7 separate regions of the Homo sapiens genome follow, and regions 1, 2, 3, 4, 5 and 6 are each linked to region 7. A link is a loop called in an ENCODE intact Hi-C map of the cell type or tissue named here. Cell type or tissue: mammary epithelial cell. All regions are shown on one strand. Region 1 overlaps CHCHD6 (coiled-coil-helix-coiled-coil-helix domain containing 6). Region 2 overlaps PLXNA1 (plexin A1). Region 3 has its middle 16 kb from the start of PRR23E. Region 4 has its middle 64 kb from the start of LINC02034. Region 5 overlaps CHCHD6 (coiled-coil-helix-coiled-coil-helix domain containing 6). Region 6 overlaps CHCHD6 (coiled-coil-helix-coiled-coil-helix domain containing 6). Region 7 overlaps CHCHD6 (coiled-coil-helix-coiled-coil-helix domain containing 6).

Evidence for each region. A loop is a pair of places that touch in the nucleus more often than their neighbours do. Peaks named below come from ENCODE experiments on the same cell type or tissue, not always from the same donor. Only the 100,000 strongest peaks of a DNase experiment are listed, where the experiment ranks them.
Region 1: a loop joins it to region 7, with 7 times the contacts of the local background. A loop is called at or near these places in 11 of 110 quality-filtered maps.
Region 2: a loop joins it to region 7, with 10 times the contacts of the local background. A loop is called at or near these places in 16 of 110 quality-filtered maps.
Region 3: a loop joins it to region 7, with 21 times the contacts of the local background. A loop is called at or near these places in 35 of 110 quality-filtered maps.
Region 4: it touches region 7 in a loop (5-fold over the local background); 5 of 110 quality-filtered maps call a loop at or near these places.
Region 5: it touches region 7 in a loop (7-fold over the local background); 9 of 110 quality-filtered maps call a loop at or near these places.
Region 6: a loop joins it to region 7, with 7 times the contacts of the local background. A loop is called at or near these places in 6 of 110 quality-filtered maps.

The regions. Positions count from the first base shown.
Region 1 is chr3:126,955,810-126,959,809 of GRCh38, reverse strand. CHCHD6 (coiled-coil-helix-coiled-coil-helix domain containing 6) reads right to left here. Exons shown (of 8, transcript NM_032343.3): 7 at 2,259-2,394. Among named protein-coding and RNA genes, the nearest start is that of PLXNA1, 25 kb to the left of the region's middle. In mammary epithelial cell, a CTCF peak has its summit at 2,340; a DNase peak (open chromatin) is centred at 2,369.
Region 2 is chr3:127,000,181-127,004,180 of GRCh38, reverse strand. PLXNA1 (plexin A1) reads right to left here. Exons shown (of 32, transcript NM_032242.4): 4 at 711-851. Among named protein-coding and RNA genes, the nearest start is that of PLXNA1, 19 kb to the right of the region's middle. RefSeq lists enhancers at 1,701-1,995, 2,018-2,157, 2,896-3,529. In mammary epithelial cell, a CTCF peak has its summit at 1,803; a DNase peak (open chromatin) is centred at 1,860; H3K4me3 peaks cover 178 bases; H3K27ac peaks cover 1,203 bases.
Region 3 is chr3:127,175,545-127,179,544 of GRCh38, reverse strand. No RefSeq gene overlaps it. Among named protein-coding and RNA genes, the nearest start is that of PRR23E, 16 kb to the left of the region's middle. In mammary epithelial cell, a CTCF peak has its summit at 2,139 (motif pointing right); no DNase peak of the experiment used is centred here.
Region 4 is chr3:127,471,705-127,475,704 of GRCh38, reverse strand. No RefSeq gene overlaps it. Among named protein-coding and RNA genes, the nearest start is that of LINC02034, 64 kb to the left of the region's middle. RefSeq lists enhancers at 1,596-2,095, 2,096-2,597. In mammary epithelial cell, a CTCF peak has its summit at 2,310 (motif pointing right); no DNase peak of the experiment used is centred here.
Region 5 is chr3:126,857,546-126,861,545 of GRCh38, reverse strand. The region is part of intron 5 of CHCHD6 (coiled-coil-helix-coiled-coil-helix domain containing 6); the gene reads right to left. Among named protein-coding and RNA genes, the nearest start is that of PLXNA1, 120 kb to the left of the region's middle. In mammary epithelial cell, no CTCF peak of the experiment used is centred here; a DNase peak (open chromatin) is centred at 2,455; H3K27ac peaks cover 982 bases.
Region 6 is chr3:126,909,901-126,913,900 of GRCh38, reverse strand. All of the region lies in intron 5 of CHCHD6 (coiled-coil-helix-coiled-coil-helix domain containing 6), which reads right to left. Among named protein-coding and RNA genes, the nearest start is that of PLXNA1, 71 kb to the left of the region's middle. RefSeq lists enhancers at 1,947-2,026, 2,167-2,646, 1,579-2,778. In mammary epithelial cell, no CTCF peak of the experiment used is centred here; DNase peaks (open chromatin) are centred at 250 and 2,310; H3K27ac peaks cover 2,219 bases.
Region 7 is chr3:126,750,191-126,754,190 of GRCh38, reverse strand. All of the region lies in intron 4 of CHCHD6 (coiled-coil-helix-coiled-coil-helix domain containing 6), which reads right to left. Among named protein-coding and RNA genes, the nearest start is that of CHCHD6, 48 kb to the right of the region's middle. RefSeq lists enhancers at 1,558-1,657, 1,631-1,925, 1,691-1,985, 1,738-2,375, 3,014-3,651. In mammary epithelial cell, CTCF peaks have their summits at 377 and 1,792 (motif pointing left); DNase peaks (open chromatin) are centred at 730 and 1,760; H3K27ac peaks cover 2,321 bases.

The DNA of each region.
Region 1 (4,000 bases), 210 kb before region 7:
TCTGATTTTTCACAGCTCAGCAGGAGCCTGCTGGGATGCTGGGGTCCGCACAGTCAGGGTCCTGTGGTGGACAGCCTGAGGCCCCTGTCCTCATCTGAGATGCCCAGCACATCTGCACACAGGCAGGTGCCAGGCTCTGGGCCTAGGCATCACCTACCTGCCCTAGGAGCCCCAGGGCAGATGTTAGATCCTGGAGAGAGAAGCAGTGCTGCCCCACCCCAAGGCCCTTGACCATGTGGGCCTCTGTCCCCTGCTGTTTGGCCCCTTGCATAAGCAAATCCCTCTTAGGGACCCTTCACTCCCCGCTCTCTGGTTCTGCCAGCAGCCTTCTGAGGCGAAGGCTGGCGAAGGGTGGTGAGAGTTTCTCCAGCACTTGCCACATCTCACACACAGGGCACCACCCAAGTGCCTGGGTGCTGGGGCTCCGAGGGAGTCAGGTTGAATATGCCGTCTCCAAATGCACACACACTGCCAAGGCAGCACGTGGGGAGAGCAGGCAGGCCTCTGGCACTGCCATTGCTCAGTCTCTGGTTTCTTTGCTAGTCATGTCAGGGGTAGGGGCCGGGAAGGAGGGAGCCAGACCTGGCAGTGTCCCAGAGCCTCTCTCAGGGAATACACTGGGGTTTAATGTGATCTGTCTTCCTTGGTAATCACATTTTTGCCTTGGTGCGAGGAAGATATATTGGTGAGGTGTGTTTGTTAAAGAAATACTCTTAGGGGTGGTGGGTAGGGGCTGAAAACTACCACAGAGGTGGGGCTGGATGGAGAGAGGATGGAGTCTAGGGCTGGCCACTGAGGCGTAGGCCCTGCCAGGAAGCCAAGAGGCTGCAGCAGATCCCTCGGTAAAGAGTTAGGTGTGTGATGAACAGAGACTCGGAGCTGCCCTTGATTGGGTGTGTGGAGGATCTGGAGGCTTCACTTTGCTGGTGAGTAGGGAGCTAAGTGTCTGGTCGGTGCGAAGGGCCCTGGTCTGGCCCAGCCTACCCAGTGCCCCAGCGCCTCCTGCCCACGTGGAAGCAGAGTGAGCAGCCTTCCATCCTCTGAGATGGAGGAGGAGGCCGCCTGTCCTACCCAGGGCTTCCCTCTCTTGGAAGGCTGACAGAGGCCTTGCGACCACTCATCCTGTGTGGAGCTACTTCTGGGCTGTGTTCTGGCCATGAAGGGACAGTCGGTGCTGGACGGGGCTGTGACCAGCAAAGAGTGGAACAATCAGCCTTGGCAGATGGGTGTGAGCAGGGCATGACCCAAGGAAGCTCTTGCAGGCCTGGGGCTGCAGGACCCCGCTCAGTTCAGTGGGACAGATCTCCCCTTGGACATGGCTGGAGAGCACAGAGCATCTGGCCTCAGCCTTTTCCATCCCAAGTACCTAAAGCAGCCTGTCTCCTACTCAGGCCAAAGAGGCTTTTACGTGGGAAAGGAGACCTCGTCCTGTTGTTTCTCCCATACATTTTCACAAACAGGCCGCACTCCTTGGGGAGCCCAAACTAGGTGTTCTGAGAGTGAATGATGCTCCCCAAGGTGGGAGCTGTCCTGTTGGGGTGGGGCAAGGGTGAGGTATGGCTGGGAACAGCCTGACTGCACCAGAGGACGCTACGGGACCTGGGAAGGGGGAGGACTTATCTAGGATAGAGAGCAGCAGTTGGGGGTGGGGGAGGAAGGCAGTAGGAGCTGGCTGGGAGCGCATCACAGGCATCCAGGACAACCGAGGCCCACTGGAGTGGGAGGTGACCAGAGAGCACATGAGGCTTGGGACCACTCACCAGGAAGGCCAAGCCAGCACACCCCTGTAGACCAGCTCAGGGCAGGGTGGCTGTGAGCAGCTTCTGATGGCCACATCTGCTCCCACTCCTCTTCCAGATGGCCTATCCTTGCTGGGACCCCCACTCTGCACTCGGGCCTCTGCCACCCTCCCACCCCTAAGTGCCGAGGGCTAAGAAGTCCCCGGCACCCACAAGGGGCCCGGCCCTTGAAGGTGGGGCCTGACTTTACCCAGCCTGCTCCCACCCAGCCTAATAGGGCAAACGCAACAGGGATCATCTCCCTGGGGCCAGATGTCCAAGGCGCTCCTGGAAGCAGCCAGGAGAGTGTGCAGGTGACTGAGGAAAGCGAAGAATCCCTCCCTTGGCAAATGCAGAGACCTCCAAGTGGAGCATCTGATTCTAACAGGAAAAGGCAGGCAGAGATCTCCAATGCTAGATAGAGGTACCTCGCCTACCTCCCAAGGCCCTTGGAAACCTGGGAGGCAGGCAAGGCCTTACCTTGTGGGCGGCGCTCACGCAGCGCTGGTATGCCTTGACCAGGTCCGAGCACAGCAGCACCTCATGCGGGCGATCTCGGTAGCAGTGGAGAATCTGGGCCTGCAACCCTGAGCAGACGGGCTCCACCCTGCGGGGCCTGCAGAAGACAAGAGCAGGCAGGCCTGGGGCTCAGGTGCCAGCAGGCAGGGGAGAGAAACAACTCACATTCACTCCACCTACCTCCCAGGCGCTAGGCTAAGTCCCTGACACCCAGCAGCATCCTTTTAACCCTCAAGGAGAAGCACTGTGCTTTCCCGTTCTAGAAATGAGAGGACGGTCGCAGGGTCAAGCCCTGTGGTGGGTGGCTTAGGCTCACAATATAGCAGACACTGAAACATGCTGTGGTATGGGGCTCCACACCGGGCTCCTTCACTGGGGCCTGTGTACACTCAGGAGACAGGAAAGCCCCACTGGAGGGCCCCCATGAGGATGGTGCAGCCCGCCTCCAGGACAACCCGCCCCGCTGTGCCCAGGATAGCCATCCCTTTATGCCTGAGACAGCCCGCCCCACTGTGCCCAGGATAGCCGTCAGCTGCTTTCCTGGGCTTTCCTGTGCCTGTGGTTTACCCGTGACTATAACCATGTGACTTATTTTTTTTCCTGATTTAAAACTAATATGCGTGCAATAAGGAAAATGAAATCTACAGAAATGTCTAAAGAAATGAAAAATGTTCTTTTTACTTCTTAGAGGTAACCATTATAATATTTTGGGGGTAATTTACTATTTTTTTCTTTCTTTTTCAAAGTAGTTTTAGAACCCACAAAAGTGAGTAAGTTCACTTTCTAAAGTTGTGGAAAAAAAGAGCAAATATAGATAAACTAAAGTCAGTCACTGGCCCAGCCTCCTGAGCGTAATTTTGGATTGGTTGGTCTCCTTCCAGATTTCTCTCTCTCTCTCTCTCTCTCTCTCTCGTGCGCACACTGACACACACAACAGCACATTCGTGCACTCCCTGCCAGCCAGGTGCTGTCCTCCGGCTGCTGGGCGTGCTCAGTGCTGCTCCTTACAGCTCTGGTAGCAGACACTATCGTTCATCATGCTGTTCACACAAATGAGGAAACTGAGGCTCAGAGAATTAAGGCCATGCAGCTGGACAGTGGAGGAGCGGGACATATTTATTTACATGGCTTTGGATGTACTGTTGCTGCTCATTTGTTTTCTTAAGTGGGTTTTAGGCCAGGACCCTTCCCAGCTGTAGACGGACCCACTGTAACACTTAACAGCCTTTCCAAATTGAACACCACTCACGGCTGAGGGCACCAAAAAGAGCTGTAAAAATGTAGAAAGCCATTCCTCAAGTTTCTTAGCAATAGAAAGGATCACTGTCACACATGCCACAGCTCCACTCCAGGTACGTGGAGAGAGAGATATGTAGGTCAGTTGCTCTCCCACCAGGGTCTCCAGAGCCGTTATCATCTAACGATAACTTGAACACAGTTCCTCAGCTAGAAACCACCAGCACCAGGATGCTCGACAGCTTGGGAACAGGACCCCATATTTAGCTGTCTTGCTCTGGAAGTCTGCGGGTGGACACTTCTGTACACTGCTGACTTAGCAGTGATGCCACCTGGGTCTGGTCTTCCCTTCTCGTCCATGTCATCCCCAGGCCACTGTATGCAGCGCAGTCCTCTCTGCAGCAGAGGTCAAAGGGAGCAGGGAGGAGCAGGTCTCTCTGCTGTCTCATCTGACTACGCGGGACAAT
Region 2 (4,000 bases), 250 kb before region 7:
CCAGTGCCCACGGAGGCACGTCCCTGAGGTCCCCAGGAAGGCAGAACCCCACTGCGCCCAGGAGGGGCAGAGGAAAAACGAGCCAGCCAGAAGGGGAGGGAGGCTTGGCCTCAGCTGGTGTGCCCAACCTGGCCCCACCTGCCCCATCTGCCCACCCTCCAGCTGCCACGAGGTTACCAGGTTGGGCCATAGGGCAGGGGTGGACTCCAGGCAAGCCAGGCCAGGGACTCAACTCCATGGCCTTACAGAGCTGGGCCAGGCACCAGGTTGGGTAGACCAGGCCAGCCACAGGCCCTGTGGGCAGACCCACTGGACAGAGACCCAGCCCTAGGCCTGAGGACTCAGTGGCCCAGTACACACCCCAAACCCTCCAGTGACACCTGCCTCTGAAATTGCTCTCCTTCATACATCTGTTTCTGTGGTCAGGAAGTCAACAGGGGAGGGGTGGGAATGCCAAACCCAGCCCAGGAGAACATGGAGGCAGCAATGAGGCTGTGGGGCCCCTGGTGACCAGACCGGTTCCCCTGCAGACCCAGCCGAGCCCACAAGTCTGCAGGGAGGCAGAGCACAGACCAGCTTGAAACTACTTTTACCAGGAGCCATGGACGCCCAACTTGTGATGTGGCCCCACCCCTACTGCTCTGTGACTGGGGTTCCTGGTAGGAGGGCCCCCACCTTCAGCCACACCGTCTGACTGGTGCAGCACCCACCTGCTTCTCGGTCATGGCGTAGAGGTACTGGTGGTTGGGGCTGAGGACGAGGTCTCGCAGGATGGGGCTGCCCTCCTGGGCCACGACGCTCTCGTAGGCCAGGGCAGGCCGGCCACCGGGGTTTGAGAGGTCCACCAGGATCTGCGGCAGCAAGGGGCCCTAACTGGAGCTGTGCTGATACCTCCCTGACCCAGCCCCACCCCCCACAGAAGGTCAGGGGTCTAAAGCCCCTCCCTGAGCTGCCCAGACATGCATGAGCAGAGAGGACCAGCGCCAGCCATACTCACTCTCCACATCCCCAGCCCCAGCCCCAGCCCCAGCCCCAGCCCCAGTGCAGGGCAAACTCAGACCCCAACAGGCCAGTCTGTGATTCAGCCCCTTTAACAGTCAGCAGAGGCCAGAAGGTATTGGGGCCTGGAGACAACCACAGCCCAGCACCCACCACGGAGCAGCATGGCCACACCCAGGGTGAAGGCTACAGGAGTCCCACGGGTGCCTAGCCATCCCTGGGGCCAGGCTGGGCTTTTGAAGGAGGGATGTTGGTTGTCGGGGGCAGAGGCCAGGGCTCACAGGAAGTCTAGGGCAGTGGACCAGGAGACTCCAGAATGGGGTGTCCTAGGGGTGGGGGCATCCTGGCAAGGCAGTGGAGGAGGGTGGGCGTCTCATCGGCATGGAAATGTATTCCAGATCCCAAACAAACCAGGCGTTAATTAGCCAGCTCTTCTCCGCAGCTCACGATGCTGCAAGTATTTTTAGTTGCTTTTACCAAACAAATGTATTTAATTAACAGAGAGACCCACGGGGCTTTCCAGAGATGGGACTCTTGGGGCGTGTCTGCCCAGCTCTGAGTCCAGGGTAGGCTCTCAGGCTGCGGGCTGTGGCCTGCTTCCCCCAGCCTGACCCACTCCTGCTCCCGCTCTACCTCTCCACTTCCACCTCAGGGCAGGGGCCTAGGCCCAGACTCAGTACCCCTCCTCTGTGTCCTCACTCCTCACGGTTACAGAGCAGGGCAGGTCCAGGGCAGCAGGGCCCAGCGAAAGCCCTGGTTGGAGTCCGATCCATCAGGCCTGGGCTGAGGGCGGCCAGCCAGGGTGGGGCGCTGTGTTTCTGAGCCAAAGAGGCTGTCGGCTGGGAGAGGGGGAGGGCCGCATTCCTGAGCGCCGCCGGCCACCCCCCACATCCGCTCAGCTGCCTCGCCACCAAGCAGGCTTAAGTCAAACCAGACCCGGAAGAGTGGAGCCCAAAGCTGGGCAGGGGAAGAGGCGGCCAGGATGGGCCCAGCTGCACTGGCTGCAGGGCCATGGCCCACGGCCTCTGGGAGGAGAGATGCAGGGACAGCGGGCGGCCCAGGAGCAACCAGGCCACGGCCGCCCAGCACCCCTGCCGGTGGGGCCTGGACTGCACCCACACCCGCACCAAGTGCACCCGTGCCTGCCTGCCCTGCAGCCACAGCAGGAGTAGGAGTCCTTGTTTAAGATGACCACTGGCCCAAGGCCTGCCCGACGGACGCTTAGGATGCCAGCACCACAAACCCCCTGCTTTGCTCTGGGTCAGTGGCCAGAGGCAGGTACTCAGACCCAGGCGGATGCCAGCCAGGACCAGCCTCTGGGCCACAGTGCCTGGGTCCAAACCTCTCTCTGCCTCCCTCAGACAGAGTTGTTCTGAGGATTATATGAGAACCAGGCCAGGTGTGCCAGGCGGGAGCAGGGGGACCCAGGGTGGCCAGGCCCACAGCAATCACCGCACCTGCGCAGCCAACCACACATCCAAGCCAGCGGCTTAAGACAGCCACCAGGGAGTGGGGGAAGGAAGGCGAGGAGGGCAGGACACAGACTGGGTGGAGGCTGGGGCAGGTATGCCCAGTGCGCAGACCTGCGGCTCCAACCTGGAAGACCCCGGTTAGGGACCACGATTCCTCTCATCTCCTCCATCCTCACAGTCCTGTGGATATCCCCAGCGGCTTCCCGCTGTGAAGCCCAGCCCCAGCTCCCCCTCCCCTACCAGCACCAGGGGATATGGCCCCTGGCCCCTCTTGCCCCTGGTAGCAGAGCCCCTTCAGCCTGAGCTGATGGACCCTGGCCCGGCATGCAGGGAGCACTTGAGAGGTGTCTCAACAAGGACATGACCCACCTCCCCAACAGCCAGGGCCACATGATGCCGGAGCCTGACCCTGGCCCGGCCTGCAAGGCATCCACCCACTCAGGGTTGGGGGCACAAATGTCACACCAAGGGGTGAAGAAACGGGTCACAGAAGGGCAGGTCCAGGGGGCACACCAGCTCCAAGGAAAGGAACGGTGGGTGAGGGGTGCAAGGAGGGGTCCCAGGAAGGGAAGAAGCCATAGGAGCTTCTTCTGGAGCTGGGCCCCAGGCTCCAGAACGCCCCGCTCCACCCAGCAGCATGCCGACTGGACAGTTGGCTCTGACAGCTGCAGCCGGGAGCACACGCGTCCAGCTGTCCATCCGCCATGTACCCATCTGTCCACCCACCTGCCACCTCCACCCCTTCACACACACAGGCTGGGCCCAGGGAGACAGAGCCCCAGGAGAGGCCATGGCATGGCCAGTGTGAGCGGGGCACTGGGGAGGCCACTACGGCACAGCACACCAGACCAGAGGATGGATGTGACGCAGGTGCAGGCCCCACACTGTTCACTGAGGCGCCACGGTCCAGACTCAGCAGGGCCCCTGTGCACCCACACATGTTCTACAGGGCATCCAGCTAGGACAATGGTCCCCAGGACATGTGTCTGTGTCCTAGCCAGAGTTCAGGGTGAAGGGCCTGTGCAGCCAAGCCAGCTTTATCAAACCACACAGACAGGAGGTAAGCTGAGACTCACACAGCACCTGCCAGAGGAACCTTGGGCCCTGGACCCGCAACTGCACCTGGGAGGAGTACAGAGGCTGCTCGTAAAGTGGGAAGGGGGAGCCAGTACCCAGCAGGAGGGTATTCCAGGAGAACCAGAGCACAGGGGCACAGACGGCAGGTGAACCTGGGGCCAGAGCGGGTGGCAGGACAGAAGGGCACACGCCGGCCGGGAGCCCACGTGCCGACGCCCACACCCTGGCCACAGCTGTCCACTTTCGGGCCACCCGCCTGGAGGCAGCCCACCCTCGAGGTGGCTGGGCCCAGAAGCCCCTCCCACAGCAGCTGGGCAGCTGGCAGAGCAAATGAGAGGCTTGACGTGTCCCGGGCATGGGAACGGGCCACAGGCATGCCCTGGAATCTTCCCCCAGCTGTCACCTCCTTGCTCTGCAAATCTTTCCCCAAAGACCACCAGAACCTTCCACAA
Region 3 (4,000 bases), 430 kb before region 7:
CCACATTCTTTATTGGTAACTATTAGGGTTGATTCTTTATCCTTGGTGTAATGGAATGTGAGCATAGTGTGGCCAGTTTTTTGTCTTACGGTGATTTGCTCAGTGTGTGCCTTCGATTTGAAGATTAATTTATTTTTTAGTTCTAGAGGTTCTGTTTTACTTTTTGAAAATATTTCTTCTTATTTAATCCATTCTGGAATCCCAACTAGATAGATATTGAACGTCCCTGAAACCTCAATGTCCCATTTTTCCATACTCTCCAGCTATTTATTCCTTTGTGCTGCATTGTTCTGCAATGTGTCCAATCTATTAATCTTTTACATGGAATGTTATATATTTCATTTCCACCATCTCTATTTAGTTCTGTTTCATAACCCCCATCTTTGTTTTATGGATGAAGTAGTAGTCTTTATCTTTCTGAATGTAATTGTGTAGTGTTTGTTTGTTTTAACGATAGCTTTTAGAAATTCCTGAAGATTCATGTGTTAACTCTCTCTGGAGGGGCTCCTCCCTTTGTTGAAGACAGCATGGGCATCTCTAGACATTTGCTGATTTGACATTTGCAGACATTACTTTGTCCGGCCAGCAGTTTTTTCTCCCATATAATCCCATCTATTCTGTGCATTTTTGGGGACTCCTCCCAGTTTCAAGTCTACCAAGAAGTCCCCTTCTTATTTACAAGTGGGATGGTTAATTTTCTGTTAAATTGTTGAATATTTTTTCTTATTGGTATGGATTTAGTGCAGAGAGGGGTATGTCACAGGCCAGGGTTTAGCAAAGGTCGAGGATCTCCAGAGAAACAGAACCAACAGGATGGATGGATAGAGAGATAAATGATAGATAGATAGATAGATAGATAGATAGATAGATAGATAGAAGATTTACTGTGAGAATTGGCTCACACAATTATAGAGGTTCAGAGGTCCATGATATGCCATCTGCAAGCTGGAGAACCAGGGAAGACATGGTATAATTTAGTCTGAGTCCAAGGCCTGACAACTTGGAGTTACATTGCTTGAGGGCAGAAGAAGATGGATTTCTCTGCTCAAGGAGAGACAGAGAAAGAGTGAATCTGCCTTTCCTTTGTCTTTTTGATCTATCCATGCACTCAAAGGATGGGATGGTACCTGCTAGCATTGTTGAGGGTGGATCTTCCTTTCTCAGTTCACTGATTCAAATGCTTATCTCTTCTGGAAACACCCTCACAGATATACCCAAAAATAAGATATAACACTTTACCAGATACCTTGGTATCCCTAATCCCAGTCATGTTGACACCAAAATTAAGCATCACAGGGCAACTGTAGCATTTGATGGCCTATTGTCTTGAAGCAGGACTCTCTCCCCTGGTTTTAATTTTCTTTATGAAATTCATTTAATATTTCATTGTTGGCTATTTTATACTTTCTGTTGCTATTGTTAAGGGGACATTTTTCCCAAAACATTATTATTCTATGTTGGGTTCTCCAGGCAGCTGACTCTTGGAATCAATGCTATGGGGGAGAGGAGAAGGAAGCAGGACTGGACAGACAGAGGTCAAGGTCAAGTTCAAGAGAGCTCATGGGGCTGGGCGCGGTGGCTCACGCTTGTAATCCCAGCACTTTGGGAGGCCGAGGCGGGCGGATCACGAGGTCAGGAGATCGAGACCATCCTGGCTAACATGGTGAAACCCCGTCTCTACTAAAAATACAAAAAAATTAGCCGGGCGTGATGGTGGGCGCCTGTAGTCCCAGCTACTCGGGAGGCTGAGGCAGGAGAATGGCGTGAACCCGGGAGGCGGAGCTTGCAGTGAGCCGAGATTGCGCCACTGCACTCCCGCCTGGGCCACAGAGCGAGACTCCGTCTCAAAAAAAAAAAAAAAAAAAGAGAGCTCATGGGCCAGGCAGGCCTGATGACCTTAGTTGACCCCATGAGGATCCCAGGAACTAAAACACCCTGTTGGAGGTGTCCAGTTGGGGTTTCATCCTTGCTTCCCTCAGTCACTGGATGTGTACAGCCTTGGGAAGGCCACCCTTGGGAAGGTCAGGGTGGCCATCTCCTGTTGAGGCTGTCCATCTCCCGTTGAGGCTGTCCCTGAAAAGACTGGCATCTGAAGGCTGCTGACTACATTCCCAGCAGGTGGAGCAAGAAGTCCCTCTATGAAGGGGATTTGAGCAGCACATCTCTGTGCCTGTCACAGTTTTTAACTGGCTGCTGTATTTATAGGAAAGCTATTTACTTGCATATATTTATCTTATATTCAGCCACCTACAGAAGTCCCTTCACTGTAATTAGTTTTCTATTTTTTAGAGGGATGTAAGTATACTAAACTAAGATAAACGTGGCTGTTTACAAGAGTCCTACCTCCCATTTCAGTTTCCTGTGTTATTGCATTTGCCAGAATTTACCAACAAATGTTAAAAAAATATTCATAAAAACAGTCATAACTGAGAGTGCTGTTCTGTTCTTGATTGCCCGTAAGAATCTCGAGTGAGGTCAGCTGTTACCCTGTGATATGGTTTGGCTGTGTCCCCACCCAAATCTCATCATGAACTATAGTTCACATAATCCCCACGTGTCATGGGAGGGACCCAGTGGGAGGTAATTGAATCGTGGGGGTAGTTTTCCCATCCTGCTTTCATGATAGTGAGTGAGTTCTCACGAGCTCTGATGGTTTTATAAGGGGCTTTTCCTGCCTGCACTCTGCACTTCTCCTTGCTGCCACCATGTGAAGAAGGATGTGTTTGCTTCCCCTTCTGCCATCGTAAGTTTCCTGAGGCCTCCCCAGCCCTGCAGAACTGTGAGTCAATTAAACCTCTTTCCCTTATAAATTATGCAGTCTCAGGTATGTCTTTATTAGCGGCATGAGAATAGACTAATACGCTCTGAAGTGTCTCTTTTCTTTGCGTTGAAGAAAACTCCTTTAAGCCTCATAAAAGTGCAGTAAGTGGAGGCAGATAGCAACCAGGGTAGATATGTAGTGGATGACATTGTTTCATCCTCCTCGTGTTTATCTGATCACCATCTACTTGTGGCACATGATATCGGTCTTCCATCAAAATGTTTCTTAGTGGGCCCCTGTCAACTCCTGGTGGTTGGCTCTTTTGGCTTCAAACCGTGCATGTAACTGTTTATTCTAGGATTTTTCATGGGGCTGGTATCCTTAAGCTCACAGGGCTGCAGCCCCTCCAATCTACCCTTTGTCTCTCTTCATCCTAGAAGCACCTCCTGATGCTCCTTGGAAAGACTGGGAGAGCCATTGGTGCTGGGGGGCAGTAGTTTCTATGGACATGATCTGAGGGTCAGAAGCTCTGGGGTCAGGCAGTTCTCTTACCCCCTCAGACTCCATTTCCATGACCCTGAATAGTTCCCACTGGGGGAGACAGAGAATTCTAGCAAGAGCAGACCTTGAAGGCCATCTGCACTCAGCTAGCAAGGAGAGCCCACCTTCGAGGTGGCAGAAGGACACAGATACCTTGGGGGGTCTGCCCTGACTCTCACCCCTTCCTGTTCTCCCCCCAGCATCCTCTCCCTTTTAGAAGAACCTTCTCCCGGATGCAGTGCCTTATACCTATAACTCCAGTGACTCAGGAGGCTAAGGGAGGAAGATTGCTTGAGGCTAGGAATTCAAGACCAGCCTGAGCAACAGAATGAGACCCCATCGCTAAAATACTTTTTAGTTAGCTAGGCGTGGTTGCACAAACCAATAGTCCTAGGTACTCAGGAGGCTGAGGTGGGAGGATCGCTTGAGCCCCAGAGGTAGAGGCTGCAGCGAGCTATAATCATGCCACTGCACCCCAGCCTGGGTGACAGAGCCAGACCCTAACTCTATAAACAACAACAACAAAATCTTGTATCTTCATTTACCGTCCGTGGATCAAACCCTGTCTGCCCCAGTAACCCATTCTCCGATGATATTTTCTTGCTCATAGGTTCTGCGTGGGATGCACATTTGCCCTGCATTAAATCAGGCCTCATGTCATCAGTGTGCTGAGTCCTGTCCAGTGCTCTTCCCAGCCTG
Region 4 (4,000 bases), 720 kb before region 7:
GCCCAGCTTCCCTCCAAGGACAAAGAGGAGTTCACGAGGTAGGTGGTGGGTGGAGTGGGTGAGGGAAGAAGGAACATCCTAGGAGCAACCTTCTTACCAAAGCCCATGGTGGGTGGGGCTTGGTGGGTCAGAGGCTAGGGCTCCCGGGTGTGCCCATGGGGTGGGCGTGGGGTGCAGCTGCAGATGGGGCTGGGCCTTATGGGTTCCTGTGGACTATGGGAACGGTTTTTGTTTTTTTTGTGTGTGTGTGTGTGTGTGAGTGATGGGAAGCCTTGAGGAGCTTTAAGTAGGACGTGTGTGTGTGTGTGTGTGTGTGTGTGTGTGTCGGGGGTCCTTGGGGTGGGTTCAAAACCCCAGGTTTCTCTATCAGCCCCACTCTGGGGATCCTTCCAAGTTGCTCCTCAGCTCCCCGCCAGGGAATCAGCTCTTGAAGTCTAATAAGCAGATGGGCCAGTCTACCTCTACCCACCCTGACCCCAGTGGACCTGGCCCCTGGCAAATGCATCTGGTTCCATCCAGAAGGGACCCTGTGAGTGGTTGTGTCCCCCCAACATGCCTCCCACAGGCACCCCAACTCACTCTGCCCCTGTGGTTAGGGCCCCTTTCCCTAGTCCCTTCCTTCCCCACCCTCTCCCCAGGAACATCCTGGGGGCTCCCTGCTAGTCCCTCCTGCTGAATCAGGCCCAGGGCCCTTCTAGCTCGGCTCCTCCTGTTTTCTTCCCCTCCCCTGAGTCTCAGATAGACATCTGTTTGAAGTTTAGCTTTAAACTTTGTTTCTTGAAAAGATCTTAGAAACAAGAATCAAAATACAGTGAGAACTCCGTGTCTCTCCCACCCCGACGCCCAGCTTCCTTTCCCAGAGCCAATGGCTCTTGTCAGTTTCATGAGCATCACTCTAGATATATTTTACACACGTGCACACACACACACCCACACACGAATAGTAGCATGTCATACAGAGCACTCTGCCGCTTGCCTTTTGATCTTCATGGTCTGCATGTGGGTTATCCACATCAGCATGTACAGATCTGCTTCCTTCTTTTTAAAGTGGCTGCAGTGGACCTCGCCATATGGATGTGCTGTGTCCATGTGACCAGTCCCTGTTGAAGGACACTGAGATCATTTCTCTGTCCTCTGTCCTGCTGCACCACCACGCTGTACACACACCTCAATCCTCGAGTCCTGGTACACCTGTGGTGAACTTTCGGAAGTGATGCTGGGTCAAGGGCAAGTGTGTTTGTAAGTGGATAGAAATGTCACCCCACCTGGAGGGTGCAAGGTCTGCTCATGTGCATCCTCACTGGACAGTATATTATCCAATCTTCTGATATTCATCAATCTAATAGATGAAAATGGCATCTTGTTGCATTTGTGATATGTTATTTTAAGTGATAATAAACATCTAATATAGTTGAAAACTTTGTATTTCCTACTCCTAACATTTGCCTATTTTTTTCTAACAAAGTTTCCATTGTGTTTTTTAGTGATTTGTAGAAACTCTTTATATATTAAAGAAATTAGTCATTGGACTACTTCCAAGCTCACTTTATTATTCAGCAATCCTGGCAGCTTTGCATAGCAATTTTAGTTTCGTACAATTCCAACAACAGATGCTGGGGACACCTGAGGCCCTTTCTAATAGTGGGGACTCAGGAGTCCCAGCAGGGCCAAGGCCTTAGGGTCTGAATAGTAATTGTCTCTCAGAAGATCTCACTGGTGGCTTGAGTTCTTAGCTTGTGGCAAAGCTTCCACCAGCAATAAGTGCTGAAGCTAAATCCTGCCCAGGTCCTCAGATCTGACCCTTGGACTCTGACACAGCCCTGTGTGGGCTAGAAATTGCTGGGGCCCCTGGTTGACCTTCTGGTCCTGGCTCAGGTCCCTCCTGTGTGGGGACCTCCAGCCCTGCCTTCTCATCCTGGCCCTCCCTGGCTCAGGCTCTGCCAACTGACATTCCCACACTCCTGCTTGTTATTCCCCGGGCCTGGGAGAGGGTCCGGGTGGTGTTCACACCCTCACCAGCTTAGGCTGCCCCCTTAGAGGCAGGGCCTGAGCCTGGTTTATTGAGGGAGCTCTCAGGGGACCCCTGTAAGTGGAGGGAAGTGAATGTGCCGAGCAAGAATGTGGTCTCAAGTGGGGCCCGCTGGGATTGGGGCGGGGAAGCGTTCTGGAGAACAAATCTCATTGGCTCTGTCCTGCCCTGAGGCCAGGGGCCTGGGCTCCTGTGCTCTGCTCAGTCAGAACAGCCAGCTTTGCTCTCCACCTCCGGGGGTGGATGGGAGGGTGGGCGTAACCTCCCAGGTGTCTCCACCAGGTGGCACTCATTGGTCAAGGTAAATTCTCGGCATAAGGTCACAGGTGTAAGCCAGGGAGCACTGGGGACCCTGCACCAGCCCCTAAGGGCGCTTTCCTTAAACCAGACACAACTCAGCTCTGCAGCTGATGCAGTGGAGAATCTCCATGAAGGAATGGGGTGGGGCCCTGTCCTCCAAGATTCCTGGCCTTAAGGATCTCTCCCCAATGCCAGCCATCTCTGTCATGCCAGCCTCAAAGGAGCCCTGGGCCCTGCTCTCTGCTCAACTCTGCTTCATAACTGCAGTGCTGGGAACAAACAGTGAAGTGGATGGGCATGACACAGGGAAATAAACCCTCAAAAAACCCAGTTGGATGGCTGGGAAGACAAGCCTCTCTCCAAGGCCGAGGCCTCCGTGGACAGGGTGCCTGCAGGCCTGGACAGCTTCATTCTATACCTGCCCCACCGAGGCCGCCCCAGTTCTGCTGTGAGGACTGTGAACCCCCATCCATGGGGAGGTAGAGACAGAAAAGAACAAGTTTGATAGAGTGAGAGAAGGGGATAGAGCTCTGGAGGAAAAAAGCAGGCAGGTGTAATGAGATGCAGGGCAGGGTGGGAGGTCACGGAAGGACGGGGTGGGCAGAGACCTTCGGGAGGGCGGCCAGGTTGGCTGAGGACACCTTTAGGCAGCAGGCGAAGGCCTTAGGGTGGGGGTGCTGAGGGTGAGCATGGAGGCCGAGGGGCGGAACGGAGTGAGCACAGGAGGAGGGCAGGGCAGGGCAGGAGCTGGAGCCCAGCTCTTCCTCAGTGGGGGCCCTGGCCCGGCAGGCTCCAGCCAGACAACTACACTGGGATTGGATGCTGTCAACGCACACACGTGGTGGGACAGTGCAGTAGGGCCACCTTAAAACCCATTCCCCATCTGGAGTAAGAACCCGAGGGACCCTCTTTCAAAAACTATTTGGATTCTGTTTTCTTGGCTGCTGGACTGGTGCTGCAGACACAAAGGGTCTGCGTTAGTCAAACTCCTGGCCCCCTCCTCCTCTGCCTGCCTCCTTCCCACCAGCTTCCCCCTCCCCTACCCCCTCTTTTCCATAGGCCTTAGTGCCGGGATGGGCTGATAGGGTGCCAGCTCTCCACCTGTCAGGCCACGGATGCACCCTGCCTCTTATCCCTCTTATCCATGGAGCTAGAACCAGGCATGCTTCTTTGAGAAAAAGTAATTTATTTTCTAATTACAAAAGACAATGGGCTTAAACAAAGGGAAGGCAGCTCCACGCTCAGACAGTGGGGCCCTCTGTGGACTCTTCTCTTCCCTCACTGACCTGGGGAGGGGCGCTGGGGTCTCCGGAATGAGGAGAAGCTCACAGGCATGTCTAGAGCCTCAGGCTGGTGATTGGGAGACCCAACGGGGAGACCCCAATCCTATTCCTGGTCCTGTCACTTATTTGAGGACATAGGGATAGCTTGGGAGCTCAGTTACCTATCTGCAAAGCAGGGTCCAGAGTCTGTGGCTTGGGGGTCCTTTCAACTAGGATAATCCATACTTTTGGACATTCATTCTGGGAATCACTTAATTGTTCTTACGGATTTATTGCTCTCCCCTCCTGGTATACCTTCACCCCAAACACACACCCCATTCTTCGGTGTGAGTAGAAATAGCACCTAGATGTAAAGGCCGGACACTCTGCCACTGCCCAGGCCTTGGTC
Region 5 (4,000 bases), 110 kb before region 7:
CTGGTGGTGGTGGTGTTGGTAGTGGTGGCGGTGGCAGTGGCAGGGGCAGGGGTGGGAATGGAAATCTTTTATGAAGTGCTTACTGAGAGCTCCTCCTGGATAAACACTGTGAGCCATCTCATTTCTTCTCATAATGATCCGAAGTAGAAACTTTATATAGATGAAGAAAGTGAAGTTCAGTAAGGAGTAAATCACTTGGTTGAGGTTATAACGGTTAGTACACACGTTGGGAAGCCACGACTTAAAAGTACCTAACTTCAGAGCCTGTGACCTTAACCACTATCCTCACACTATAGTGGAAAAACTGTAGGTCTGTGGACAGGGATGCAAGGAGGCAGAGTCCTTGCTATTTATTCATTAGGTGTGTGACCTCCAGGAACAATGACAACAACAGCAGTAGCAAGGATATGTTACAGCAGGCTAGCCTGTAGGTTATGTCCTTTATTACATAAACGGAAATGCAACTCTAGTGTCTTCCTTTTAAAGATGAAAGTCCCCAGGGCTCAAGGGCTTAAGTGACTTCATCATCTCTATAAGGCCAGTAAGTGGTAAAGTCTTAATTCAAACTCGGTTCCCTCTCAATCTAAAAACCCAAGGCTTACAATACCAGGAAACTCTCAAACCACTTAACTGCCTTGGGCCATCTGTGAAAAGAACTGGACTGGGTCAATGGTTATCAATTTCTTTGTATATTCCTGTCTCATTGATCACATTTATCAAAGGACCTGGTCCCACCAGGACAAGTGCACAAAAGCTCATCTTGCTAAGAAAGGCAGTCGTCAATCTCTAAGCAATATGCTATTTCACTTCTCACTTTCAATACACGGCTGAGAACACACAAAATGGTAGCTTTCATGGTGGTACCATTACTAAAAAAAAGGTGTTAATGGGCTAACCAGTTGGCGGTACCCTTCTTCAGCCTAACCTTGTGAAAAACTTTTTCTTTTTTTATTATCCTTTAAGTTCTAGGGTATATGTGCACAACATGCAGGTTTGTTACATATGTATACATGTGCCATGTTGGTGTGCTGCACCCATTAACTCATCATTTACGTTAGGTATATCTCCTAATGCTATCCCTCCCCCCTTTCCCCAACCCCACAACAGGCCCCGGTGTGTGATGTTCCCCTTCCTGTGTCCAAGTGTTCTCATTGTCAATTCCCACCTGTGAGTGAGAACATGCGGTGTTTGGAAAACTCTGATTCAAAAACTCTTCAAAAGTCCCTTGGGCTCAGATCCCTCACTCAGCAGGTTAAAGAGTGCTCCCCATGACGGTGGAAGGTGGGCCTCTTCCCCAAGGGAAGCTTTCCTGCTGTATTGTTTTCAGGTCATTGTTAGCAGTTCCCTCTGAATCCCCAGGCTCTAGCAGCTTCTCTCTATAGGCCTCTCACACTCACATCCTCAAGGTAGGGGACCCTGCTCTGAATCTCTGGTGCAGACTCTGGGCCTCTCTCACTCACAGAAGTACTGCTGGCCACATTGGAGTGACCGGCAGGCAGGTGGCGGCTCTTCCAACGAGACACACCCCTCACTGAGCACGTGTCTGGAGACCTCCTCCTTCTCCAGTGCTGGGGAACCTGAACCCTACATGGAACCCAGCATCAGTCTCCATGACAATGCAGGACATGCATCCTCAACACAGCTCACGGGGCCTTCACGCCAGCATGAGCGAGGCCTCACTTCGTCCTCAATGTCTCTGACAGGCAGCATTTGGCACTGCCAACCACATTCTTCCTGGACTCTTCTCCACTCACTGATGCGGGAGGCGGTGGGAGGCAGCACGTGGCAGTGGAAGAGCGGGCTCTGGAGTCTCGCAGACCTGACTTCATCTATCAGCCGTGTGCATGGCTTCTGACAGCTACTTCAGCCTGCTTCCCAGCTTCTGCATTTGTAGAACATGTGTAATATAATCTACCTTACAGGGTTGCTGCAAGGATTCACGATGACTTATGTAAGAGGGCCTGGCACATAGCATATGCTCACAAAATTATAGTGACTGTCATTCTGTAGGACACAGAACTCCCTGTCTGATACTTCTCAATCATCAGCTGGTCATCTCTGCCTCATACGTGCAAGCCTAGAATTAAATTTACAACCTTCTCCAAGTGTAGTGGCTCACCTAAATTTTCTCTTTCTCTTAATGGCACCATTATTCTTTCTCAGGCCAGCCTGTTTTCCCAGCTGTACCACCTGTGGCCTCCCTTCTCACATAGCACCTGGCTGGGGCCAAGCTCTCCAGCCAGAAGCCCCAGTTTCTCCACTACCAGCCCTGCATGCGGCCCACTGACATCCTGCTCTCTCCAAACACAGCTCCCACTGAGAAGCCTTCTGGGCAAAGGCTCCCTCCTCCTCTGGAACCCCGCTGCGTCACTGTTTCCTGATTGCATACACACACGTTCCCTTCTTTATTCCTGCAAACATTTACTGTGCACCTACTCTATGCCAGGCACTGCATCCTCAGCCCTTGGCGATGAATCACCTGATGAATCAGACCAGCAAGGACTGTGCTCACAGATGCAGAGCAGACAGCCACAGGCGCTAACAAGACAGAGTGTGGCAAGTGCTAGAATATGCACAGGGCTCAAACCTCAGCGGGGGACAGACAACGGAGCAGCAGGCGATTCTGCGGTGCCTATGGGGCACTCCAGTGAGGTGTAGCTCCACACCCAGCCCTCATTCTGTGCCCATGACCCTTGTCTCACAGCACCTGACACAGGGTTTTAGCAACTCTATTAGACTGAATGGACATGGAGCAACCTGGTCAGAAGAGGAGGTACTCAGAATTATAGAACTCAGAGGAGGCAAGAGCCCAGCGGGCCGGGTGCAAACAGATGTGGGCTAACAGTGGGCCTGCCGCATTCTGGCTGTGTCTCTCCATAAGGCGAGTAGCCTATCCCTACTGGTCTGTCCTCCAGTCACACGAGGAGGCGAGGCAAACACAGGTGGGCCTGGGAGGGCCTGGAAGAGGATGTTTAAGGCCTGTAAGGTCCCTGGGATTTGGAAAGCAGATCCTGAGCAGAGCGCTGCAGGCCAGCGAGGAGGGTGCCTGGCAGCGAGGGGCAGCAGAGGCCATGGGGCACCCCTGCTGGGCTGCCTTCCTCAGCTGCAGCCCACTTTTTATGAAGCCTCGTGTGCCGACTCTTTCCTGAGAGCACAGCCAGATGAACTCTCAGCAACTGAACACACCTGTAACTAACACCAAGGTCATGAAAGGAAGCCTTACCCACCCCTCCCCCCCGCCCCCGCCCCTGCCACCACATGACCCCTGCTAGTCACTGCTGCCCCCAAAGGGTAACTGTTATCCCAGTTGCTAACACCATAGATGTGCTGTGCTGCCTTCACCCCTTCTGTAGATGGAATCACAGTTTGTAGGTCCTCTTCCCTACCCGGCTGCTTTCCTCAGCAGTGTGTCTGGAGTTCCAACAGCAGCACCTGCAGCTGTGGACGGCTCACTTTCATGCCAGCAATGCTCTATCATGAATACCACCGGCACTTGCCTCTCTCCTCATTTTCAGGGCTATCGTGAATGACACTACCATGGACATTCTACAGCCTCTCTTCTGGTGAACCTGGGGGCACATCTGGTGAACCTGGGGGCACATGCAGAATGCTAGGTCCTGGGGCATACCCATGTTCAGCTTTAAAAGATGCTGGCTATCGATCTTCCACAGTGGCTATGCCAACTTACACTCCACCAATGGTGTCTCAGAGTTTAGGTTAAACCACATCCTTGCCAGCACTTGGAGCTGCCTGTCTTTTCCACTTTGGCCATTCTTCCGAGTGTGCAATGGTATCATGTTGTGGTTGTAATTTGCATTTCCCTGATATGTAGTGAGGCTGAGCTCTTTTCACATTTGCTGACCACTCCTTTTCCTGTGAAGTGGAAATCCTATATTTAATTCCTCCTCCAAACACCTTGTGTAGCTTGTGTTTCCCTACACACCAAGGGACAAGGCAGAGACCAGTGTGCCTGGGATAGGGACGTCTGTTGAGCGGTGTC
Region 6 (4,000 bases), 160 kb before region 7:
CTCTGGGTAGGTTATGGAACTTTGCTGTGCCTCAGAGGCAAGCTGCTCCAGGCCACAAAGGCCCAGGTCCACATCCTCCTTTCTTTGTGAAGCTCCAGCACCTTCGCATGTTCTGAGGGGAGACTGACATTAACGCATCTGCTAGCAGCCTCCTGCCGTGCTCCAGGTGGGAGTGTGGTGAAGCCCACATGTGGACATGTAGGCAGCAGGGAGAAGGCCAGCCTTGGGCTGACTCATGAGGAAGCAGTTTCAGAAATGAAACAACCTGAGGTGGGGCAGGGCCCGTGGTCAGACCTCCCCAGTGCGGGTGAGGAAGGTACAGCAGATGTCACCTGGAGTTGGCTTAAGGTCAGTCCCTTTGCAGACACAACCACATCTACTCCTCAAAGCCTCACATGGGCACTTTGGGAGGCTGAGGTGTGTGGATCACCTGAGGTCAGGAGTTCAAGATCAGCCTGGCCCAAATGGCAAAACCCCATCTCTACTAAAAATACAAAAAAAAAATTAGCTGGGTGTGGTGGCGGGTGCCTGTAATCCCAGCTACTTGGGAGGCTGAGGCATGAGAATCGCTTGAACCCAGGAGGTGGAGGTTACAGTAAGCCGAGATTGTGCCACTGTACTTCAGCCTGGGCGACAAAAGTGAAACTCCGTCTCCCAAAAAAAAAAAAAAAAAAAAAAAAAAAAAAAAAAAAAGGCTCATACGGGCAGCATGATTATCCCCGTTCTACAGATGAGCAAATGGGAGCTTCAGGTCTCAGGTACCTACTGCAGGCACAGATCAGTCAGTCCCTGAAACACGCTTGTGTGGCAGTGAAGGAACTTTAGAGCTGCGTTGCCTTGCACATTTGTAGGACTTCAACTTGGCTCTCTCCGCCCACCAGGCACACAGCTAGCCTGGCTGAAGCTGGGCAGACACGAAGTGAGAGGTGCACAGAGCCACCCAGGGAAAGCACTTCCTGTGCACCACGGACCCCCCTCGGCCTTCTGCAGGGAAGGTAACTGAGGCAGGGATGGACCCCCCACCTCTAAGGCCATAGGGCATGGAAGGCAGGTCCAGATGGAAACCAGGCCCCCCTCTAGTCTTACCCCAAGGACTCCCCTGCTGCATCGTGGCCTCAGAGAAGTGCTGACTGGGAGGTAAATGTGGAAGGTGAGCCCCTGGGGAAGAGCACCTGGCTCATGTGATGAGGAAGAACCACCAGGTGCTGGCATTCTGCCCTGGGCTGGGCCGGGGGAGTCAGGGAGGCCTGGGGGCCACCTCTGGGCCTTTCACCCTCCACTGCCTGGTGAGCTTAGGCAAGTCACCTCGCTGCTCCTCACTTCTGAGCCAAGGAGATAATGGATGCCTCCCTCTACAGCTACTGGGAATGACAGCTGGGAAATGCCAACCCTCCCGGCATACGACAGGCACGAAATAAATACAGGTTCTCCTCCCACCACAGCCAGCTGCTGCCAAAATGCCCAGCAAGGGGGCTCCAGTGTTCTCTCTAGAGCCCTCACATTCAAACGAGAGATTACGTCTTTGCCTCGACCAGTCCAGTATCCACCAGCACTGCCTGTCCTGGGCGAGGCGGTAGGGACAGAGACATAACAACTTTGGGCCTCCCTCCCACTCCATGCAGACGCCCTTCCGCCACAGCCTGGGTGGGAACTGCTTAGCTGTCTGAAGTTCCCCTTCATGAGACCTCATCAGGAGATGGCATGGACCACAGACCCACATTTTGATTTGCGCTTTGGCATATGCTGGCGGTGTTCTTTGGGTAAGTCACTTCTCTCAACAGCAACACAGGGTATCACCCAGCCTGCAGTTGGTGGAGAGACATCTTGGCACACAGCACCCACCTCAGCCCACCACAGCCACTGAATTTTCCAGAGCTAAAATGCACCTCATCCTAAGCCCCGCCCCCCACAATTCATCCTGGCCTACTTCCTTTCCCACAAAACAACCTCATGGCTCAGACCTTCTCTTTGAGCCAAACCCCTCTTCCTGTGGTTGTGCCCACAGGGCTCCTGAGTGTCAGGTCACCATCCTGCAGGCCCAGGCACCTGTTGCCAACCTTCTCAGAGAGCGAATCCTTGGCCCAGATGGGCCCGGCCTGCTGTGGGCTTCAGTAGACACTCAGAGCCTGTGCTCAAGATGCCATACTGCCAGAAACAGCCTGGCCCCGGTGAATTTGGATAGTGCTTGGGTTTGATTGCAAGCTCAGTTTGAACATGTGGTCAACTCGATTTGTCACAGGAAGTACCCACAGGCCAAGAAGTGGCGGTGATTACCCTGCTGCAGCTTCCTCTATTGTTTCTCAGAATGACTCAGAGAAATTCCCCGTCCTGTCCTGTCCTGACCCGCCTACCCCACTCATCTAATCTGCCTAAGCAGACCTACAGGGACGGATGTCCTCACAACCGCAGCTCCCTTGGCACTCGAAGGTCTCCGGCCCACAACTTGGGAATACCAAGCTGGCTTCCTGTGTTCACAAAGCTGCTCATCCACCAGGCCTTTCCAAGGCTGCTGGAGTGGACCCAGACTCCATCTCCTGGGAAGGGCAGGGCACTCTGTGGACTCCTCAACCAATCACCAGGTCAGGGCTTCTAGAAGGACTAGACACTACCAACGTGCACACTGAGAACCCGCCAAGTGCCAGAAGGTTCTGAGACAAGTGTGGCTTGCTCCCTGGCCTCGTGGAGCTCTGAGATGGTGGCATCATAATTACAATGGGGTACTCAGCCAGTCCTCCCAGGTGCTGTGGGGCACCTGAAAGGACAGCCTGGCAGAAACCATGGGTCAGACTGACTTCCTGGGAGCCAATACCTGAACTGAGGCTGAGTTTTTTTTATTTACACTAAACAATGTTTTTGAAAAATACTTACATATGGTTTTAAAAAACAAAAATGGAAAGCATGGAGGGTGTGTGGTGAATACTGAGCCTCTTGGCCAGCCTGGACTCAGCCCTATCCCTACTCCTCTGTGCACCCCGTCCTTGTCAGGGCGAGGTGCTGTGCATGCATGGGCACATGTGTGAGTGAGCACACACATGTGCCCCACTTGTTCCTGACACTCACTTGACTGCAGCAGACACGATCTGCCACACCTCATCTTTCCATTGATCCTCAGAGACCTCACCCACTCCAGCTGACCAGCACTTAGTAGTAGGAATGAATACCCTGTAGTGTCATCCCTTGAGTATCACTCAAGCAGCTCCCCATCCTTGTACAGAGGTTGTTTCTAGTCTTCTACTATTATAAACAAAGCTAAGAGGAACATCTTGGCATCTAGAACTTTGTGTGTATCTGTAGGGAACACTGTATAAGTCAAATTCTTGGGTCAAAGGGTGTATCCATTTTAATGAATTTTAAAGGATGAGCAGAAATGAGCCAAATGAGAGGGAGGTCTCCTGAACACAGGCAGCAGTGCGAGGAGCCTGGGGCTGCCACAGGGCTGTGCATGGGGCAGGAGATGCCACTGTTGCTGCAGAGGCACAGGGCAACGGCCAGGAGGGGACGTGGAGGATGCCAGCTGCAGGCTCAAAAGCTTGGACTGCACCTCATGGGCAATAAGGGTGAAGAAGGCTTTCCTTTTTCAGTGAAGGAGGGGCAGGGAAGATTTGTTTTTTTTGTTTTTTTTTTTTTCCTGAGGCAGGGCCTTGCTCCTGGCTGGAATGCAGTGGTGTGATCATAGCCCGCTGTAACCTCGACCTCTGGGCTCAAGCTATCTCTCCACCTCAGAGCCACCCCAGTAGCTGGGACTACAGGAGTGTGCCATCCTGCCCAGCTAATTTTTGTATTTTTTACAGAGAGGGGGTTTCGCCATGTTGGCCAGGCTGGTTTCAAACTCCTGGGCTCAAGTGATCTGCCTGCCTTGGCCTCCCAAAGTGTTGGGATTATAGGCGTGACTTACTGTGCCCAGCTGATTTGTGTTTTTAAAAGAACATTCTGGCAGCTGTGTGGATGATGGCATCCAGCTCTCCCCGGCTAGGCCGTCAGTTCTCGAGAGCTCCTGGAA
Region 7 (4,000 bases):
AACACAGATGAGATTCTTTTAACCTTTTCTACTACCTGCTACCTTCTCTCAAGGCAGTTCAGACTGTGATCCAAAGAACTGCAGCTCTAACTGCTATGACTATTTTATGGACTAATGTGGACAAACCAGAGATTACAGATCAGGGTAACAGGGATGTCAATGCTGCTGGGACTCTAAGGAAGCATGTGAATAATTCTAACAGGATCCCCCGCCTCCACATGGAATTTATACACCACCTTCCCAATAAACACTCAAGCCTGGCAATCCCTTTCCTCTCCACCCCTCTCAGGAAAAGCAGGTACTGCTGAGCTTCTCCAGGCCACGTGCTGGTACCTCTCAGGTAGTACTACTTCCAGCAAGGCTCAGCATGTGCCCACCACAGCCCTTGGTGCCCACTGCCACCCAGACTCGTGCTGGAGCACTGCAGCCCAGAGAGCAGGAAGAACCAAACCCGTGGGCCCTCTCTTCACCCACTGCTGCAGAAAGGCAGCCCACGAAACTCTGGGCAATGCGCCTGTACACCAGAGAGAGAGACAGGGGCAAGGGCAGATGAAGAGAAGCAAGAAGAGAGGCAGGACACTGATCTTTATCTGGGAAGAGAATGCTAGCCAAGGTCCCAATAAGGTTGAGACAAACTCTCTGCTGATGCCACTTCTACAGAGGCCCCGTCCAATGTTTACAGAGAACTCCACCCCAAGGCCGGTCTACAAGCCGCAGCTATGGCAGGCATGCAGGCGGGCTGCAGCATGCTCCTGGAATGTCTTTGGAATGATCTGCACCCAGCTACGAGTGCCTCAGTGCCCCTCCTCCTCAGCCTCCAGGTGGGCAAAAGGACGGCACAGCTCCTGCTGCCGAACCTTGACTTCTTCACAGAAACAAGCAAGCATGACCATATCCAGATGCCAACTTGAGGTTCCTTCATGCAACGGCTGCTTGCCATGGGAAGTCCAAGCCACTGATATGTTAGCTGTTTGCTCCATGTGCCTTCCCTGGGCCCTGAAAAAATCCCCTTGGCTGCCAAAATCGTGTGACAGTCCATCCGCCCCCAAGAAAGTCAGAATCTGCTTGTTTTACAAAAAGCAGCCAAGGAAAAGGCGCTTGAAGGGTGCCACCAGCTACCAAGAGAAGGACTAGTGCAAGGAATCCTCCTATCCCCCGCCCCTCTGCCAGCTGGGGAAGCAGTCCACAGACACAGTTCTTAATTTGGCCTTAACCTCGGGTACCTGGCAATGACAAACAATGTGACTTACGAGGTCTAGGAACAAAGTAGCTGGGGTTGAGGAGTCAATGCCCCAGCCCAGCCCATCATAAAACCCCAATATTTCTCCTTCCTCATCTAATCCCAACTGCTCCTTCTTTACATTTTTCTGGATCCAAGCCAAGCCATCAGTAACTTTCTGGATGAGGAGGAGAACAGGGTGAGAGAAAAGCGGGCCCTTCCTCAGCAAGCCGCGCTAAAGGGGCAGGGAGAACGAACGGGATGCTAAGTCCCCACAGGGCAGTACAAACCTGGTCAACCTGTCCCCCAGGGCAGCCACAACAAAGGGAGGTCAGATAACACTAAAAAGCCAGGTCTCCCAACAAAAAGAGGGCAGGAGATGAAAGATCAGGCCTTGGGTAGAGGGCCTTTCAGCCTCCTCAGCTAGATTTAATCAGTCTCAAAGCTACCAGGTTACAGGCCCTCAGAGGATGACATCGGGGGAAGGGGCCTTCTCCCCACCCTGCCCAAGGCCTTCTCCCAGCACGCCTGTTCTTCCAGCCAACAAGTGGCCCAGGCCTGCCACCTAGTGGGCTCCGCTCACACACCACAGGAAGAGACCGGATCCCAGAAGAGGGGCTGCTGTGACCAGAGTCCTGCCAACAGTTCCAGGACTTCATTCACAAGGCACAGTGGGGTTCTCTCTGGCTGTGGCAACAACCAAAACTGCTGGAGAAAACCGTTTCCCAGGGACCAGTGACAAATGAAAAATAGGAAGGAGTGAGCTGCATTCTCAGAGCCTGGCCTTCTTCCCCACCTTTTCTAAGCCCAAACAGCTCCTGCACCCAGAGCCTGTCCCCAGTGAAGCACAGGATATGCGTGGGACAGGAATGCCAATTTCAAAATGCTAGTCCTAGAGTGCCCCTACTCACACACACAGGTTCTAAGCTCTGGCCTCATCCTAAGACTCTGGCCTAAAAGCTGTGATTTTTAAACGGCCATTAGATGAGTGAATTTTACTATGCATGAGGCCGTGTCCCAGAGGTGGACAGGGTACAAGGCTTTGGAGGGGCATAACTGGTAAACCTCAGAGGGCAGTACAGGCACATTCCATGTGCTGTGCACCTGGTGCTGCTCTAAGCTTGTCCCTTATCTCAAGAAGTCTTATGACTATCCAGGGAGGAGGCAGGATCACCAGCAGGGACAACAGAGGATTCAGTGCCCTGCTCAGGGAGCACAACTGGGAAGCAGGATTCGACCCCAGGCAACCCGGCTCCTGAATTCACACCATGCTGCGGCAGCCTCCAATCCTAGCTGCTAGACATAACAAAAGAAGAATAAATAAAAAACTCACACTCTAAAACCCTAAAAACCCAGGTCTGCTCTGGCTAGAGGGCCCCAGCAAAGGAGCAGAATCTGGGCTACCCTAGAGGATAAGATAAAAATCAAGTTAGGGCAATGCAGGCGCTTTTTTTTTTTTTTTTTTTTTGAGACAGGGTCTCACTCTGTCACCTAGGCTAGAGTGCAGTGTGACATGATCTCGGCTCACTGCAACCTCGACCTCCAAGGCTCAAGCAATTCTCGTGCCTCAGCTTCCCCAGTAGCTGGGACCACAGGTGTACACCATCACGCCTGGCTAATTTTTGTATTTTTTGTAGAGACAGGGTTTTGCCATGTTGCCCAGGCTGGTCTCGAACTTCTGGCCTCAAGCAATCGGCCCACCTCTGCCTCCCAAAGTGCTGGAATTACAGGCATGAGCTACCACACATGGTGGCAAATTCTTATTAGTGAGAAAAAGAACTGCCTTCAAAGAAGTGCAACCAGAGGCCCAGAGAAAAAAAAAAAATAACAGTCCCCCAGAGGCCCGGCAAGGCCTGAACACAAAAGAAAAACATACATTCCTTTTCAGCCCTACCGGTGGTGACTCCAGGGAAAGCCAGAGAGCAAGAAAGATGAGAAGCCTTAGACCACCGTTCCTCTCCCTCCTACCCTTCCAGATCCTCAAGAGGTCAAGATGTTGTGCTGGGGTCAGCACGGGGCACCAACTGCCCTTGCTCAGCTGTGCCTTCTTGTGGAGACAGCAAAGGCAGGGCCCATAGCCATGATGTCAGTTCCTGGAGGAATTTCATCGATTCCTCATTAGCATGGGAGAACTGCCTGCCCACCTGTTAGAAAAACTTTCCATTTATGGTGACAGATGGGGCAGTGTTAATGGGCTGGCTTTAACTGGGAAACAAGGAAGTTCAGGCTCATTGCAAAAGGAATTAGCATTAAAGCTAGGTGGGTCTGCTCATTTACAGGGAGGCTTGGGAGAAAGCTCTGGGAACTTGCCTCACATGCTAGGGGTATCCAGGCACTCAAGACTCAGGCCTAGAGGCAGCCATGCCCAACCAAGGCCTGCCCCTAGCAGACCCTCTAGCACCAAAGGCCACGCTGGCTTGACCTCCATCTCAGTCCTTATCCTGAAGCAATTCCCAGGAGGGAGTCGCCAACTCTGGAGCACTTCTCTCCGATTCTGTCTGATCTGGTAGAAAACACTGCCCCCATCTGAGGTCTGGCCAGGGCCATACTTTGGACAGCCAGCCAGGGGAAGAGCTGTCTGCTTTGCCATGGGTGGCATCTTAACAGATCATCTTCCAAACAGAGACATGCACATCTGGGGTCTCAGTGGAAGCCCTGAGGTCAGCTGCCTGGAAGGCCAGATGAGCACTAGGAGAAAATAGTCAAAGACGACTCTGTGGGATATTCCCTGCTTGGTCCCCAGAAGCAACCCCCATGAATGTCTGGGCAGAATTGACAGCA